Regions from separate parts of the Homo sapiens genome. Here regions 1 and 2 are each linked to region 3. The links are chromatin contacts, found by Hi-C or POLR2A ChIA-PET in ENCODE. All regions are on one chromosome and are shown on one strand. Each heading gives the region's core, a stretch centred on a gene start or an enhancer-like site at or near the end of the contact. The rest is flanking DNA. Distances are from core to core; before and after follow the strand shown. Region 1 overlaps MSI2 (musashi RNA binding protein 2). Region 2 overlaps MSI2 (musashi RNA binding protein 2). Region 3 overlaps CUEDC1 (CUE domain containing 1).

Evidence for each region. Hi-C counts contacts between places; a loop is a spot of excess contacts on that map. ChIA-PET counts read pairs that join two places held with the same protein, here RNA polymerase II (POLR2A). Pooled maps may share reads with other maps.
Region 1: a pooled map shows a loop between it and region 3 (4-fold over the local background). The contact joins two enhancer-like sites. A Hi-C loop is called at or near these places in 2 of 37 single-sample maps with no recorded cell type and 3 of 50 pooled maps. POLR2A ChIA-PET finds 5 or more read pairs at or near these places in 1 of 52 experiments (AG04450).
Region 2: a loop to region 3 is called in a map with no recorded cell type, with 2.9 times the contacts of the local background. The contact joins two enhancer-like sites. A Hi-C loop is called at or near these places in 2 of 37 single-sample maps with no recorded cell type and 4 of 50 pooled maps. POLR2A ChIA-PET finds 5 or more read pairs at or near these places in 3 of 52 experiments (AG04450, GM12878 and naive thymus-derived CD8-positive, alpha-beta T cell).

The regions. Positions count from the first base shown.
Region 1 is chr17:57,628,280-57,631,329 of GRCh38, reverse strand. All of the region lies in intron 10 of MSI2 (musashi RNA binding protein 2), which reads right to left. Among named protein-coding and RNA genes, the nearest start is that of MSI2-AS1, 21 kb to the right of the region's middle. RefSeq lists an enhancer at 1,404-1,503. Within about 2 kb of position 1,734, at least 5 of the 41 ENCODE cell types and tissues checked have a DNase peak (open chromatin) inside an H3K27ac peak, as active enhancers do.
Region 2 is chr17:57,459,291-57,462,662 of GRCh38, reverse strand. The region is part of intron 6 of MSI2 (musashi RNA binding protein 2); the gene reads right to left. Among named protein-coding and RNA genes, the nearest start is that of MSI2-AS1, 150 kb to the left of the region's middle. RefSeq lists an enhancer at 398-637. Within about 2 kb of position 1,427, at least 2 of the 41 ENCODE cell types and tissues checked have a DNase peak (open chromatin) inside an H3K27ac peak, as active enhancers do.
Region 3 is chr17:57,938,529-57,941,458 of GRCh38, reverse strand. All of the region lies in intron 1 of CUEDC1 (CUE domain containing 1), which reads left to right. Among named protein-coding and RNA genes, the nearest start is that of CUEDC1, 15 kb to the left of the region's middle. RefSeq lists an enhancer at 108-167. Within about 2 kb of position 1,563, at least 18 of the 41 ENCODE cell types and tissues checked have a DNase peak (open chromatin) inside an H3K27ac peak, as active enhancers do.

The sequences.
Region 1 (3,050 bases), core at 485-2,984, 310 kb after region 3:
ATAAAGGGGATCAGATTGCATCTTCCTGAAAGGGGACCCAGGCTACCTGGTTTATGAGTGAGAACAGCCAGGATGAAGAGTCTCGGAGCTCTCTAGGACCTGGGCGTGCTTTCATTTCTCCCAGCTAGCTGTCTTGCATGGCCCTGCTAGGGGGACTCAGAAAGGGGCTGGGAGAGGTTCGGGATCCATGCACAGCATGAGGGGGACCGGAGGTGGGAAGTGGGTAAAGTGGGCATACAGTGAGGACACTGAAAAGAAAGACCACAAAGAAAACATCAGGATAGTTGGGAGGTGACATGACTGCTGTGTAATGTCACGAAGTCACAGGATCCCCGGGGCATGGCAGGGGTTCGCAGAATCTACCTGATGGGGATGAGGAGAGGGCAGAGGGCTGGGCTGCCCCATCTCTGGGTCCCCCTTCTGTACCCCAGCCGCCTCGGCCAGATCCACCCGAAACTTTCCTTATTGGCATGAGGTGACAGATGGAAGTCAGGGCATCCAGAAGCTTCTCTGTAGCCCTGGCCCTGAGGCTGTGGCTCCAGGAGTCATCAAGTTTGGTTCTAGAGGGGCTCAGCTACTCCCTGCGCTCTTGACTGGAATGACACATGGACCTACCTAGGCTTTGTGTCTGGAAACATTTGGCTGCTTGGGGAGGCATCTGGGATAAGCACAGACCCAACACTCCACAAGGAGCATATCCTTTGGGAGGGGGTCAGGAGGGGAATAGACTCTGACCCTAGCCTGGCTTCTCAGATGAGTGGGGTGGGCGGCCCCAGCCATGGGGCCACCCTTCCCAGTTCAGGGCCACTCCACTCTTGCCCTCCCTGAGAGCAGGCAACCTTACTCTTGTGGCCACTGGTGGCCCCTTTCTGGCCATTAGTTAAGAGAATCAAGAGGCTTCCATAGTGAGTGGGAAGGTGGGAAGGATGGAAAAATAAAAGTTTGATGGTTGAGAACAGGGCAGCTAACTCCCAAAGGTCAGGAAGCTGCTGTCTGTACATTGTAATGCCTGATTTCTGTCCCATTCAAACCCACCTGATTGTATTAAGCTGCAGGGACTGTGGCCATGACAAACGGATGGGCCCTGGGCAAAAACACTCCAACCCCACTCTATCCTCCTTCCTGCAGCCCAGTCCATCCCCCGCCCCCCCAGTTCCCAAAGTCTTGGCTTTGGTGAAGGGCTGGGCACCCAGGGGACCCTATCTCACTCTGCCCAGCCTCAATCTGGTCACTGCTGCATGTCCGTCTGCCTGGGGCAGGCCCAGGGATGCAGGCCATGGAGGCAGAGTTCTACTAGATGTCTCCTGAGCCAGCTCATGGGGGCCCCGGGGCAGGCCCTCTGATGAGACAGGGGCCTTAGCATAGGGTCCACATTGATGTCCTCTCCCAATTATTCCATGTTAAGATCCCTCAACTCTGTCCTCCTGGGACTAGCATCACACTCAGGGGCAATGGCAGCCTGATTACGGAGGGGAGCAGGTTGTGCAGGCTGAGTGCACAGATCAGTGCTGCACCTGGAGGGCCGAGATGCGTGAGCCTTTGCACCTGTCATCCCCTGGAGGGGAAGCGAGGGGAGGAAGTGAGAGGAAAAGCCACCAGCTTCTGGGCTGAGCAAGACTGGCAGAGAATGAAGCACAGGGACACTGACCCCATGGGTGTCTCCAGGAAGGAGTGGTGCGCATGTGTGAGTGTGTGGACCGTGCACCCCCCAGTAACAGCCCTCTTCCTTTAGGCACTGGAACAGCACCAGCCCGTAAGAAATTTCCACGGTGACTGTTCTACATTCTGTGCTGGCAATAGCCACTTGCCACACATGGTTACTGAGTCACTGAAATGTGGCCAGTGTTTCTAAAGGAACTGAAATTTTCTTTTTACTTCTTCTTATTCTTCTTCTTATTTTTGAGACAGAGTCTCACTCTGTTATCCAGGCTGGAGTATAGTGGTGTGATCTCGGCTCACTGCAACCTCTGCCTCCTGGGTTCAAGTGATTCTCTTGCCTCAGCCTCCCGAGTAGCTGGGATTATAGATGCCGGGCACCACGCCCGGCTCATTTTTATATTTTTAGTAGAGACGGGGTTTCACCATGTTGGCCAGGCGGGTCTCGAACTCCTGACCTCAAGTGATCCTCCCACCTCGGCCTCCCAAAGTGTTGGGATTACAGGCGTGAGCCACCGCACCCAGCCAACTTTAATTTAAACCTAAGTTTTAGTAGCTCTTTGTGGCTAGTGTTATTGTACCAGAAAAATGGACACTAGGGAGATGGTGGAGGGTGGCAGTTAAGGCCCAGACCGCCTGGTCCAAATGCAGGTCCTACCCCTTGCGTACTGTGACCCCTTCAGAAGGAGTTTCTACCTCTGTGCCTGTGCCTGGTGGGGGTCTCTGCCTGGAAATGGGAAAGTCTAATGACAGTGGCTGGTTGAGTGCTGGCCTCTCTTGTGGTGGTCCTTCTTGCATGTGCCCTTCTTTTCTTCAGGTCTGGGAGCCTGTGGCCATCCTGAAGCAGCCTGCTGCTGGGGGGCATCTTTGGGGACGGCTTCCTTAGTGCGGGCCGAGGAGTCTTGTTGAGGCCCCTCCCAGATGGGGAACCATCCCAGCCCCAGGGGACACTGGTGGGGGAGCCACCTGCACTCAAACTCCTCCATCTTGGACTTCTGCTTCTGTGCCTGCCTTCCCTGCACCCTCTGACCCACACAATCGGAGAGGGGCACAGACCCCAAAGACCATTCCTCGTAGACCCCCTTTTCCAAAAGAGAGAAGTAAGGCCCTAGAAGCTGAGTGACCCGCCCATGGCCACTTGGCCAGGTGGTATCGGAGACAGGACAAGAGCTTGGGGCTTCCACCGCTGGTTGAAGGATCTGTCTGCCATAGAGCACGGCTCTAGGTGCCCCCAAATGCCTCCTCATCTCTCCAACTACACCCTTCCCGCCCCAATGCTTGGTCTGAGGCAAAGACCAGGCCAAGCCCTCACTCTGCCCTCCTGTCATCAGTGTCAGGGCGCCATCTTCCAGCGACGCGTCTTCACTCCCTTTGCTTCCTAATTCATCTCAGAC
Region 2 (3,372 bases), core at 178-2,677, 480 kb after region 3:
GCTTATTCAGGAGAATGTCCTGCTCTGTGCTGGAATATTTTTTGATCGATAGAAGGAAATTCTCCAAGTATGCAGACTCACATAGATATACCCTTTTTCTTGTCCACACTCATAAACCCCTGCTGGGAACTGCAGCCTACACAGAGGAGTTAGTCAATGTTCCAGAAGAAAAGTTTTGTCAGAGAAGGGCAGGGGAATCTAGAAGCTGCAAGGTGAGATGTCTGGGGTCACGTGGGCACAACACCCACCTCTGGAAAGGCAAAGAAAGGAGTCCTGGCAGGGGCTGGCAGCCCAGGAGGCACCTGTCCATCTCTGGTGGATGGCTGGGACCCACACAGTAAGGTGAACCATGAAGGGCCAGGCAGGTGAGGTGGCACCAGAGAGACACAGAGCAAGAGAAAGTCGGAGAGAACCCTAATCCAATGTGACTGGTGTTCTTACAAACAGGGGACATTTAGGCCCAGGCATGAGCACAGGGAGAGGGTTACATAAAGATGAAGGCAGAGATTGGAGTGATGTGTCTACAAGCCAAGTAATGCCAAAGACTGCCCGCAAGCCACCAGAGGCAAGGGGAGAGGCCTGGGACAGACTGTCCCTCAGAGCCCTCAGCAGGAACCAACCCTGCCCGCACCCTTATCTTGGACTTCTGGCCTCCCAAACTGTGGGACAAGGCATTTCTGTAGCTGAGGCACCCAGTTTGTGGTACTTTGTTATGGCAGCCCTAGGAAACTAATACAGAAAGAGAGAAGGACAAGAGGAAGGAAATGGGGTAATGGAAAAGGAAGAGTAAGAGAAGAAAGTTTATGCAGAGCTGCCATCTCCTTCTCAAAACCCAAGGGTTCTAGCTCACGTCTGTAATCCCAGTACTTTGGGAGGCCGAGGTAGCAGATCTCTTGAGGTCAGGAGTTTGAGACCAGTCTGGCCAACATGGTGAAACCTGTCTCTACTAAAAATACAAAAATTAGCCGGTGTGGTGGCTCACGCCTGTAATCCCAGCTACTCGGGAGGCTGAGGCAGGAGAATCGCTTGAACCCAGGAGGTGGAGGTTGCTGTCAGCTGAGATCGCTCCACTGCACTCCAGCCTAGGTGACAGGGCAAGAGACTATGTCTCAAAAAAAAAAAAAAAAAATCCAAGAGTTGGGGCTCTGCCCTACTGTTCCCGACAGCAGCCCGGGCCCCAGAAGGAGAAATTTCCTACTTCCCTGCACATTCCCTCTGCTTCCCTTCATTCCAAGCCCCTCTGCCGAGGCTACCTCTTAGGAGGATTAATTTTTTAATACATCAGCACTCTGTTTTTCTGTACTTATTAAATTTAAGACAATGAGTCATTGAACCTGTGAGACTTGGGTTGACTAATTACCACTGAACAGCTGCCTAGGATGACCGTGTGGCCCTCGGGGAGCAGGCCAAATGCTGTCTGTGTGTGGAGCCCAGAGAAGAGTGGGTGACAACACTGCACCCATGTGATCTGTGCAGTCCACTCTGCGGCCGGGTCAAGGGCAGGGAGAAGCCGGCAGACCCCATGGGCACAAGCTCAAGTGTCATGAAGGGTGTTGCCAATGCCCACTCTTCAGAGGAAATGGGGCACTGAGACAAGGGGAGACTGCAGCCCCTGCCACAGGCCCATAGGACAATCAAATTTAACTTTCCACCAAAGCACCTACAAAGAGGGCTGCAGCCTCTGCAAGGAGGGATTCTGAGCATTGAGCATGGTGAGTGAGCACAGTATGGAAGACACACAGCTCCTGCCTCACGTCTCTCCTTTGGCCGGAAGAAATGCACCACCCAGAGCCTGCCACCCTCCTCAGAACACACTCTGCCATTTCAGTCAACCACGCTTTCTGCCTAGAAAGCTCCTCTCCCTTCTCGGCTCAATGGTGACCTCCCCTTGAAGGCTATAGAAGCCACAGCTCCCCTGCCTATGGATAAAGTACAAGTTTCCTAGCACCACTGGGACCTGCCCCTGCCCACCTCCACCCTACTGCCATGGTTCCTCGCCTCCCTTTGTTCCTTCTGGCATTGCAAACTGCTGTAGTTCTCCAAACACACAGGCGGGGTGCCTCATGTCCCATTAGTACTCTCCCCAGGTGAACCCATCCAGCTCCTCATGATTCCTCTGCCTTCTACCTGCTTTCATGGTGGCGTACATCAAATCTTTTTCTTTTCTTCTCTTTCTTTTTCCTTTTCTTTTCCACTTTCCCTCCCTACCTTCCTCCCCTCTTTCCTTCCAAAGACAGGATTTTGCCCATCAAATCTTTTTCTTTTCTTCTCTTTCTCTCTTTTTCCTTTCCTTTCCTTTTTCTCTTTCCCTCCCTAACTTCCTGCCTTCTTTCCTTCCCAAGACAGGGTTTGGCTCTGTCACCCGGGCTGGAGTGCAATGGTGCAACCACAGCTCACTGCAGCCTCATCCTCCCAAGCTCAAGTGATCCTCCTGCCTCAGCTTCCCAAGTAGCTGGGACTACAGGCATGTGTCACCACGCCCAACTGATTATTTATTTATTTATTTATTTATTTATTTATTTATTTATTTATTTGAGACAGAGTTCCGTTCTGTTGCCCAGGCTGGAGTGCAGTGGCATGATCTTGGCTCACTGCAACCTCCACCCCCCGGGTTCAGGCAATTCTCCTGTCTCAGCCTCCCGAGTAGCTGAGATTACAGGTGCCTGTCATCACGCCCAGCTAATTTTTACATTTTTAGTAGAGACGGGGTTTCACAATGTCGGCCAGGCTGGTCTCGAACTCCTGACCTCAGGTGATCTGCCCGCCTCAGCCTTCCAAAGTGCTGAGATTACAGGTGTGAGCCACCGTGCCCGGCTAATTTTTTAATTTTTTGTAGAGATGAAGTCTTGCTATGTTGCCCAGGCTGGTCTTGAATTCCTGGGCTCAAACAATCCTCCTGCCTCAGCCTCCTAAAGTGCTAGGATTAGAGGCGTGAGTCACCACCACACCCGGCCAAGCCATACTTTCGTTAAATGTTCTGCATGACTCTACCTTACCATGAGGCCATGAGTAAAGGCTGTGCCTCCTGTCTCCAGGACCTACCACTACTCAGATGCAACTGGTGCCTGAATAAACAAACACATGACAGTAGTGACTAAAAGCTGCTCTAATCAAACATCAGGGTTCCCATCTAACAAGTCTTCCTTTTCCTGGGAACCTCGGGACATTTATGGACCTGGAGCCAGAGGTCAAAAGTTCAGGGCCTCCTACCATTCTGATGTCAGAAGAGCAAAAGCCACAGCAGATGATTAAAATCTCTCCCTTCCTGTCTCCAGGCCGCGTGATGCCTTTTTCTAGAAAGTCCGACTGAGGACAATGCCCCCGTGCGGCATCCCATGTTCACCTCACCTTCTCTCACCTCATTCCTTTCCC
Region 3 (2,930 bases), core at 314-2,813:
TGGATTTGAGCTCCATTTGCCCCTTTGGATGGGCACGTTGTAGTGAACAGCCTGCATAACTGTATATGGCAACCCTGTCTACCTAACTTTTATCTAGCTTTTGGCATAAAGAAAGGAGACTATACCCAGACACCAGTTCCTGACAGAATAATGACTTCTCTGCTCAGTCCTCTGCTATGTGGGATAGGGGGAGAAAAGCTCAGTCATGGGGGACTTTTCCAGTTAAAATGAAACAGGGAGATGATTCCCAGAGGAGACATTTCGGCTGCAGAGGAGGGTGGGGAAGATGAGTGGTGTCTTTTGCGGCTTCTGTTTTCCATCAGCCACCTGCTCTCTTGATGACTCCTCCTTGATGCCTTCTCCCATGTGTCTGCGCCCAGAGCAAGGGAAGCACTTGTCTACAGCCACACGGCTGGCAGGAGTAGAGTTGGTAGAGCCTTGGGTGTGAAAGCCTGGTGTGAACTCACTCTTGGCTGCCACCCTCCTGGAGTCACTAGGACAAGCTGTCTTTGCCTCCTGGCAGCTTAGCTTCTCTGGGGCTCAGGTTAGCCAGGGGCTGCGTGGGAGTTCTGCTTTGCACCTGTAGAACTGTTTCTTTTAGTCCCAAGTGGGGCTTATGAGTCACCAGATAGGGTGCTTCCTAAGGGTAGTTATTGTATTTTTTTAAAAACTACTGTGCCCTTGATTATACCCATGACAGCACCTGGCACTGTTGCTCCAGAAATATTTGTTAAACAGATGAATGTTAAACAAATGAATGCAGCATCCTGCTGAAGGGCCCAGGCTGAAAAATTCCTGTGCTTTAGTCAGGAGAGGCTGGATTATGCTGCAGGAATAATCAAATCCTGACATCCCAGGGGCTTGACACCATCTAGGTTTATTTTTTGCTCGTGGAAAGTCTTGTAGGTCAGGCAGTGCACCTCCATCTGTAGCCACATCATCTGGAATATAGGGCCTTCAAGGTTACTGCGGGAGGGGAGGAGAGAGATGGAGGAAACTGACACCTGTTACTTCCATTCACATTGTCCAGAGCTGGTCACATGGGGCCGACCTCACTGCAAGGAAGGCTGGCAAATGTAGAGGAGAGAAGAGCTGTCTTTGCCGATCTAAAGGAGAGGATTTTGAATTTCTTGTTTCCAGCTTCAGTCCATTGGAGTGCCTCTGGCTGAATCGCTTACTGTGCCACCATTTTTTTTTTTTTTTTTAAACACTGACAGAAATGGAATACCTGCCACTTCCTTTAATCCAGGGAAGGAGGCATGGGATGGCACTGAAGAAGAGTCACATGGCAGGGTTTTTAACGGCTCCTTTATTACATGTTGACTATATGATGTTGATTTAGTCACCTCTAGAGCCTCTTTCCTCATCTGTACAGGGAGGATAGTGATGCCAGCTTGTCTCTCAGTTCAGACTCTACTGAAGGCAAGTAACAGAAACCAGCTCGAGCTATTTGAAGCCATAGGGGAATTGAAGACTCAAAGGAGGAAGTGCCTGGTCTCCCAAGTGCCGGGGGTGTGTGGGGGTGTGGTGGGGGTGGCTGACGCAGCTGTTCTCAGTGAGTCTGCATGGTGCACCTGCAGGACGCCGCTGCTGCTGTGGATGTGCACCAGGTGGTATGGCCCCTCAGCTCCCAAATACACCCGTCCACTTTCCAGTAACCCTTAGTTACTGAATGGTGTCTGAGCCTTGATGTGAACTCCTGAGGAGAGAGTCTGATGGGCTTGTGTGGATCAGCTGTCTACCACTGGGCCAGTCAGCTGGGGCCAGGAGGGCATGATCACGCAGCACCAGGGGGTAGGAGCTTTCCCCTGTGAATGGGAGTAGAGGCGGTCCTCACAGGAGGGATATGAGCTGGCCAGACACGTCCAGAAGCTGTTCAGGTCAGGCGAAATGGTTCACGCCTGTAATGTCAGCACTCTGGGGGGCCAAGGTGGGAGGATCACTTGAGGTCAGGAGTTCGAGACCAGCCTGGGCAACATAGTGAGACCCTCTCCCCCCACCCACATCTCTACACATAATTTGAAAAATTAGCTGGGCGTGGTGATGTGTGCCTGTAGTCCCAGCTACTTGGGAGGCTGAGGTGGGAGGATCACCTGAGCCCAGGAGTTCAAGGCTGCGGTGAGCCGGGATTGTTCCACTGCACTCCAGTCTTCACCCAGACTGAGATCTCGTCTCAAAAAAATAAAAAGCTAGACCGGGCATGGTGGCTCATGCCTGCAATCCCAGCACTTTGGGGGGCCAAGGCAGGCAGATCACTTGAGGTCAGGAGTTCAAGATCAGCCTGGCCAACAAGGTGAAAGCCCGTCTCTACTAAAATACAAAAATTAGCCAGGCATGGTGTCACACTCCTGTAGTCCCAGCTACTCTGGAGGCTGAGGCAGGAGAATCGCTTGAACCCAGAAGGTGGAGGTTGCAGTGAGCCAGGATCATGCCATTGCACTCCTGCTTGGGTGACAGAGTGAGACTCCTTTTCAAAAAAAAAAAAAAAAAAAAAAAAAGGCTGGGCACGGTGGCTCGTGCCTGTAATCCCAGCATTTTGGAGGCTGAGGCAGGCAGATCACCTGAGGTCAGAAGTTCGAGACCAGCCTGACCAACATGGAAAAACCCCATCTCTACCAAAAATATAAAATTAGCCGGGCGTGGTGGCACATGCCTGTAATCCCAGCTACTCAGGAGGCTGAGGCAGGAGAATCGCTCGAACCCGGGAGGCAGAGGTTGCGCTGAGCTGAGATAGCGCCACTGCACTCCAGCCTGTGCAACAAGAGCAAAACTCTGTCTTAAAAATAAATAAATAAATAAATAATAAATAAATAAAATTTAAAAATAAAATAAAAAGCTGTTGTCCATGTTTAGCTGGTTCAGGGTTGCTGAGCTGGCTGGGTAATGTCTGTAAGAACACTGAGAACTATCAGGTATTGCATATGTGTGCT